Linked DNA regions of Mus musculus: region 2 is linked to region 1. A link is a contact called in ENCODE Hi-C or POLR2A ChIA-PET data. All regions are on one chromosome and are shown on one strand. The core of a region is the stretch at or near the end of the contact, and the rest is flanking DNA. Distances in the headings are between cores, read along the strand shown.

What was found. A loop is a pair of places that touch in the nucleus more often than their neighbours do. ChIA-PET counts read pairs that join two places held with the same protein, here RNA polymerase II (POLR2A).
Region 2: a loop to region 1 is called in a map of heart, with 5 times the contacts of the local background. The contact joins two enhancer-like sites. A Hi-C loop is called at or near these places in 2 of 37 maps with a recorded cell type or tissue (adrenal gland and heart). POLR2A ChIA-PET finds 5 or more read pairs at or near these places in 4 of 5 experiments (all embryonic stem cell).

What each region holds. Positions count from the first base shown.
Region 1 is chr10:43,482,461-43,486,288 of GRCm38, forward strand. All of the region lies in intron 1 of Bend3 (BEN domain containing 3), which reads left to right. Among named protein-coding and RNA genes, the nearest start is that of Bend3, 5.2 kb to the left of the region's middle. Within about 2 kb of position 1,366, at least 2 of the 3 ENCODE cell types and tissues checked have a DNase peak (open chromatin) inside an H3K27ac peak, as active enhancers do.
Region 2 is chr10:43,514,855-43,518,943 of GRCm38, forward strand. It overlaps Bend3 (BEN domain containing 3), which reads left to right. Exons shown (of 4, transcript NM_199028.2): 4 at 1-563. Among named protein-coding and RNA genes, the nearest start is that of Mtres1, 24 kb to the right of the region's middle. Within about 2 kb of position 2,350, at least 1 of the 3 ENCODE cell types and tissues checked has a DNase peak (open chromatin) inside an H3K27ac peak, as active enhancers do.

The DNA.
Region 1 (3,828 bases), core at 116-2,615:
CACACACACACAAAAGCATTCACTGACAAAAATGGGTGGTTTTGGTCTTGTGAGCATCACTGTGCATTCTGCCCTTTCCTTTCAGAGCTGACAGGACCTTCCTTCCCTTTTGTGACTGAGGCTCCAATATAGCATTGCTTTGATTGTCACTTGTGAGTTCTGGACCTAGGTGCACACAAGTCAAGTCAAGGGCTCTGCATTTTAGCCCTCAATGTATCTCAAATGTGTAAAACAGGGCACTGTTTCTTCAGGAGTGGTTCGTGCCTGTGCCTGGCATGTTAGTCAGAATTTTGTCTGAAAAGCAGACTTATATATATTTAGAGCTAAGGTTTGCTCAACAACTGCTTTATTACAGCTCTCTGACTTGTTTCTTTTTTATTTATTTGGGGGGTGGGTTGAGACAGGTTCTTGTCATGTGGTGCATCTCCAACAGACAGTTCTCCTTTGTCTTCTTCTTAAATACTGGGATCGCAGGCACACAGGCCCATGCAGTTCAGACCCTCTTTTTCTCTTTCTGCTCAGGGTCTTTTCTGTGTAGTGCAGGTCAGGCCGCTCTAGAACCCGTGGTTCTCGTGTCTCTGCTTCCTCAGTGATGACATTAGTTAGATTTAAGTCCCCTTAAATTTGAAGGGAACATTGTTTGAGACAGAGGCTCATTCTGTATACAGGCAGGTCTTGAACTCTTGGCCCAGAACTCTTGGTCAACCTCTTAACATTTTTTTGTTTTCTGCCAATGGCCCCTTTCTCCTTTGCCTGTCAATTTTTCATTTATTAGCGATCACCAGGGTGGCGGCATAGATCCCTCACATGCAAGGACTGTTGGTTTGAGCTTGGGGCAAGTGCCTGACCAGAGCTTGTCTGGAGCAGCCGGGCTGTGCCCAGACGCTAGTTAACCAGCTCCTGTGCTCCCAAGACCGGACACTTGAAAAAGTGGAAAACACAAAGGAAACTCTGCTTTTGACTCTTAGGAAAGTGAGTCCCCTTTGTCCAGCCCCGGAGTGGGTGCTGGAGCATGCTGCCTTTCCCTCCTTGATGAACCAGTTTCTAGATGCCAGGTCTGAGGGTGAGCCCTTCCTGAGGCAAAGAGACCTTTAGTAGAACCAGCTAATAGAGATGGCAGCTTCAGAAAGCTCAGGGAACAGCCGATTGGAGCAGGGCTGTTGGGCGTGTGGGCCAGCAGGCAGGTCTGTGTGACTGCCCTTCCATGTCTGCCGGACGATGAGGTTGTGTGCTGGCTGCAGACAGAAGGCAGCGACAGTTACAGCTTTAGTAAAATTCAGGGGCAATTGCTCTGGTTTTCTGAGGACTGGTGTTTCTCAAACTGCATTTGCAGTTGTATCTAAAAATAGAAACAAATTGCAAACATGTCCTGCAAATCCCATGGGTAGGACAGGGCTGCCAAGAGTGCCTGTTCTGACAGAGCCAAGGCTCCCGGCTGACCTGTGAACTCAGAGACAGACCCCATGAGGGCAGCCGGCATGGGAACAGTCTCCCAGTCCTCGCTTCAGGAGGACATTTGATTTCATTTCACTCCAGCTTGCCCTTTTCATTTAAAATAATAATAACAATAATAATAACTATTATTATTATTATTGTAAAACTAAGATGTAAAACTTTAAGATGTTTGCTCTAACTTTACAATTCTTTTAGTAAAAAAGAAAGCTGAAAGTTTAAAAACAAAAAACATCACTAAAGGCTGTAAAGAGTTGCGCACACTTTTTAAATCACTGTACTATAGGATTGGAAGCAAGTGAATCATGAGTTTAAGGACAGCTGGGCTACATAGTGTTATTGCCTGGAAAAACTAAGATCTACTTTAAATTCAAATTTTCTGTGTGTGTGTGTGTCTGTAGGTGCACGAGTGTCGTGATGCACGTGTAGAGGTCAGAGGACAACTTTCAAGGAGTTGGCCCTCCCTGTTCACAGTAAGGACCACATGGACTGAACTCAAGTCCGGGCGCTAAGCATCTTCACCCACCTAGCCATCTGTTGGCCTTAAACTTTATAAGACTTCATATTGCGTGCTATGTGCCAGGCACTCTGTCTGTCTGTCTGTTGAGACAGCGTCTCTCTCTACAGATCCCTGGCTGGCCTCTGACTACTACTGGACTAGCCTCCGACTCAGCAAAGCTCTGCTATATATGTGGCCACCACCTTCTTTATATTTGTGATAGTTTGCACAGTTCTGTGATGTAAGGTGGGTGTGTTCAGTTCCACAGGAGAAAGAGCTGAGTTTTAGGCAGGCCAGGAACTGTATGAGGACTAAGTGCTGAATATTCTACCAGGGCTGAAAAGATGGCTCTGCAGTCAAGAGGGGCAGTGACTCTCACAGAGGAGCTGGCTTTGGTTCTTAGTACTCCCCACCACATAGCATAATTCCAGTTCCATGGAATTTTTTTGTTTTGTTTTGTTTTTTGTTTTTTGTTTTTTCGAGACAGGGTTTCTCTGTATAGCCCTGGCTGTCCTGAAACTCACTCTGTAGACCAGGCTGGCCTCGAACTCAGAAATCCGCCTGCCTCTGCCTCCCAAGTGCTGGGATTAAAGGCGTGCACCACCACACCTCGCAATTCCATGGAATTTAAAGCCCCTTCTGACCTCCCAACTGCTGAGCCATTTCACCGGCCCAAATTCTATTTTCTGAGTCAGGGTCTTGACTTTGTAGCCTGGCCCTGAACTCAAATCTCCCTGTGACTACCACCTAACAGCTAAGATTAAAGGCGTGCACCTAGCCAAGTTTCACTTTTTTAAGGTCACCCTCACTAGTTTCTTCTTTGGTCATCTGAAGGCTCCTCTGGCTGGTGACAAGTTCAGGCATCTGGGCCCATGAGATTTGGGAAAGGGACAGCCAGGCTTCATTTCCAGTCTCCCAGGAATCCTGAAGTGAGATCATCAACCTGGGACTCCACCCAGCCTTTCCCGAGTCCTGGTCTCCATCACATCTTCTAAGTGAGAGGTTGGTGTGAGGGTTGTATGTAAGACCCTTGGAGGGTGAAGCCAGCGACACAGAGACTATCCAGCTAAGTGGTCTCACCTATAGCAGGGAGCTGTCTAGAAGCCAGGTCTTACAGAATGGTAGCTGGGAAGAGGTCGAAGGAAGCTTTTAATTCTCATTAAGCCTTTCAGATCTTAAGTTTGTTTTAATAACATTTGTTTTAGTAACAATCTTTGAAATGCATGGACCATATCACTGCTTTTGCCTTTCCTTGTGTGTGAGGAGCTATAATAATTCCCAACGTGGAGCCACAGTCCCCATCCTCCTGGATTCCAATTCCTACTTACTTTTTATTGTTTGCTTTTCATTTTGAGAGGATTTCTTTGTGTAGTTTGGGCTGTCCTGGAACTCACTCTGTAGACCAGACTGGCCTTGAACTCAGACCCACCTGCCTCTGCCTCCCTAGCGCTAGGATTAAAGGCACTTGTCCAGCTGTGTTCCACTCTTGAGGCTCACATGCTCCAGGTAATCTGTGTGGTAGTGAGCACATAGCGTTACATCTGGAAACAGACCCTGAAGTGAGGAGGGTTTGTCTCTGAATGGTGAGGTCAGGCAAGTGTGGGTCAGCCTGTTGGCAGACTTCAAGGCGGTTTCTAATTTAACGGGGCAGAATGCAGAGTCATTTGGCTGGGATTGAACCTTAAGTTTCAGAAAGCCCTCAAGTACTTCCTGTTTCTGGGTCTGCTGCTTGTCCTGGGTACTGTACATCTCTGAGTAGCTGCCCCTCCACTCGGGGTCTCATCCTTTCTGGAAAAGTTTTTTCAGAGAACTCAAAAAGTATGGGTACTGAGTCCCTCTAGCCCGTGCTGGCAACACTGAAAAACTATTCTTCTGGA
Region 2 (4,089 bases), core at 1,100-3,599, 33 kb after region 1:
CCTTTTAAGTTAGGAAGTGAGGGGTTCATATCAGCAGCAATCATCAACTGACCAATGGGATCTACTTAGTGGCGACTGGATTTGGCCTGATCACACCACAGTGTGGCCATTTGGGTCCTTGTAGAGATTGTCTCGGTTTCTACTATCCCCCCAGCAACTGCTTCCTACCTGATCCAGAGGGACCTGGAGACCCCTAGTTGGAGGTCACTGGGTCATTCTGAAGTGGGGGGTGAGGGCCCAAGGGCTGTCACTGCTGTGGGCAGTCTTTGTCTCTTGTAGATCCAGCCTTAATGTCTGACATCCCAGGAAGCGCAGACCCTGCACAAAGTGGATATCAGAGCGATACTGTGAGGAGTAAGTAAGGAGCATAGGTTTACCAAAGAGAATGAGCTAGCACATCATGTCTGCCTGTTACACTGATCTGAGTGCACCCTTAGAAAACTGAATGTACCACAGACCCAGGACAGTTTTGGAACTTGTATGCTCTCTAGCAACTTTGTGTGAATTTTTATACAAGCACTGTTTTATTAATTATATAAAATATAAAAATAGAAAAACTGGTCTCTTTAACGCTTCATTTCTTTAGGCCACTTAGAGTGTGTCTGAATTTGTCTGTCCACCTGTTTGGGGACTTCAGTGCCTGGATGTGGGGTACAGCTTGCAAGGTTTTGGTCATAGGCGAGTGGCAGAACTCACCAACTCCATCCTTCAGTGCTACTTGTATACAGAGCACAAATTGAGGCACTCTTCCATCTCCTTCCTGGCCTGGTGCCAGCCCTGCCTGTCCCAGCAGGACATCACTTCCTCGACCCCAGTATTTCCACCCTGTGTCACATGGGTTGTAGTTTCTCAAAGCTAACCTGGTAACAAAAAGATACATGTTTTCCCTCTGCTGGTTACAAATCAGCAACCTTTTAACAAGTAGCATGGTCAAGCTGGAGAGGCCCGTGGTTAGGTGCACTGGCTGCTCTTCTAGAGGACCCAGGTTCAATCCTCAGCTCGACACCATCTGTAATTCCAGTTCCAGGAGATCCAGCACCCTCTTCTGACCTACTTGACTACCACATACACATATGGTAGGGCATACACATACATGCAGGCCAAACACCCATTAAAATGTAAGGCATGGGGGGGGAGGCGTTGAATTAAGTGCAATCTTCTACTGCATGCATTTTTCTGCTTTGTAACAAGCTGTCTTTGGGTTTCCATTGCTGTGAAATGACACCATGGCCAAGAACTTTTAAGGACAACATTGGGCTGGCTTACGGGTTCAGAGGTTCGGTCCATTATTAATCAAGGCAGGGGGATGGCAGCATCCAGGTAGACACAGTTCTGGAGGAGCTGAGAGTTCTACATCTTCATCCAAAGGAAGTCAGGAGCAGACTTTCCTAGGTGGCTAGGAGGAGGGTCTCAAAGCCCACCCCCACAGCCACACACTCCAACAAGGCCACACTGCCTCATAGTGCCATTCCCTGGGCCAGGCGTATTCCAACCACTTCACAGCCTTAGTTTAGAGAGGTTGTCTTGGCCGGTGGGAAGAGGCAGGTTCTTTATAAGTTAGCATCAGGATGGCTTGGGGAGGGGGCGTTGTTTGGTTTGGTTTTTGTATTTTTGAGACAGATTGAGTGGCCTGGAATGCACTAGATCAGTCTGGCTTCAAATTCAGATCCTCCTGACCAGGTACTAGGATTGATATGTGCGCCACTGGGGCTACAGAGCTAGCTCAGCAGTGAAGAGCACTGGCTGCTCTTCCAGAGGATCCATCCAATGCCCTCTTCTGACCTCTATGGACACACATGATGAATGGATGGATGGATGGATTTCTTTTTTTTAAGATGTGCACCACCACTTTACTGGTTTTATTGAGACAAGGTCTTACATACAGCAGAGGGTAAGCTTAAACTGACTCCACCTCCAGGACTCCAGGACTACAAGCTCAATTTAAATTTTTAATTGGCTTAATTTTCATTTCTAGACTTGAAAATTTTGTTTCAAAAAATAGGATAAGAGGAAGTCGGGTTTTATAGTCAGGGAAAGGCTGACGAGAGCGGAAGCCAGGGAAGACTGAGCACGCTGAGCGAGGACCTTGGCTTGGTGGCTCTGTCTGTTATCCAAGCGTTTGGGAAGCAAAGGCCAGAGTGCTGCTTAGAGGCTAAGGTCTCAGATGACAAGGGGATGAATGCAGTAAGAGGCCCTGCTGCCTCCACTCAGCAGATGTCTTTGGATGGCCAGAGCTCCTGGGCCTGCTCCATAGCTCTGACTAGTCCTGCCCCCATGAGTTACTAGTTAAGCAGCCCATTGCAACCTGGCGGGAAGGTCCTGACTTAGCACAGACCTGACAGGTCTTGCCTGAAGCTGATTTGCAAGATGTGCGTGGGTGGGGCCAGATTGGACCTTGGCTGCTCCCTGTGCAGAAGGCAGCCAAGCTGCTGCAGGTATTAATGAAACTGGGCCCTGGCCTGAGGCACAGCCGCAGGACTACGGGCTTTCCTGACCCCCCTGATCCTCACAGGCAGCAATGATGTGGGTAAACACACTGAGCACTGACAGGGAGTCAGTGTGTGCTATTTCTGCTGCAAGGCATAAGGAGTTTCCATCCTTGGTTTTGACAAGCTGAAGTCTTGGTGCCAACAGAGATGATGCACTCCCGTATGCATAAGGCCTGTGGCCGTCAGTGGTAATACATTGCTCAAAGTTGGCATTTCAACCTTTGATTTCTCTGCTTCAGAATCAAGAACTAAGAGATTTTCCCTAGGACAGGGTTTCTTTATGTAGCCCTGGCTGTCCTAGAACTCCCTCTGTGGACTAGGCTGGCCTCGATTGCAGAGATCTGCCTGCCTTTGCCTCCTGAGTGTTGAGATTAATGGTGTGTGCCACCACTGCCCAGTGCCCCCCACCCCAATGTTGATAGGTTATATATTGTTTAATAGTGACTTTGATTTCAGAAACAAGTAATGCCTCTCTTTAAGAACCTCGAAAGAACACGTTCATTTTAGAAAACTCTTGTTTGCCCTGGCTGCAATCTTTCTCTTGTCTGACTTGGGGAGATAGTCTCAGTGTTGGTGCTTGCCAGTAATCCTAATACTTGGGAGGCTGAGGCCAGGGATCATGAGTCAGAAAGTTAAAAGGGGCAGAGGGCTGCTGGGAGCTAGAGATTATACTGGCAACAAATGAGAAAGCTGGCTCATGCCAGGGAGGTGGAGTAAGGTAATGAGTCTTGAAGTAGTGCCCACGGGAAGGCAGCCAACAGAACCATTGTAATGGAGAAAGCAAGAGTGTTACCTGTGGGAAATAGCCTGGGACGGTGTGCCTCTGAAAGAAAGCTGGAGAAATGTGGGACGATGCACTTTGAGGCAACAGTGTGAGGCAATGGATTAGACAGAACTCAAGACACAGCAAGGGAAAGAGCATGCGATGAGATCTATAATAAAGCTATAAAATAACTTTAAGCAAAACAGTGAAATGCATTCCACAAAAATGCATACAGGCAAAATGATACCTTGTCCGAGTAGGAGAAGATGAGTTGGAAATGTGTAGCGAAGTTGGGGGGTGGGGGGAAGAGGGCCTCAGAAGGACCGAGTGAGGGGACCGTGGGCCAAGGTGCTTCATAAGGAAAACCTCTCATGGGTGTTGGTAAATGTTTAACAGCTGTTGCTCTGGGGGGGGGGGGGGGGAGGGGTAACGAACCCTGATCTGCAGCGTTTGCTGATTTCCAAGAGCCACTCTGGAGCTATCGAGCAGTTCGCAAGCTGCTCGCGTCCTGGGAACACAGTGTTCCAGTCGTGCTCCCTGGAGATCATGCAGTTGGGAATTCTCTGACTGTAAAGCGGACCTTCACAGAGCCACGGTAAGGCGGGGTTCCTTTTTTGTTGTTGTTGTTGTTTTTGGTTTTGTTTTGGTTTTTGGGTTTTTTGGTTTGGTTTGGTTTGGTTTTCGAGACAGGGTTTCTCTGTGTATCCCTGGCTGTCCTGGAACTCACATTGTAGACCAGGCTGGCCTCAAACTCAGAAATCCGCCTGCCACTGCCTCCCGAGTGCTGGGATTAAAGGCGTGCGCCACCACGCCCAGCAAGGAGGGGCTCCTTTTCCT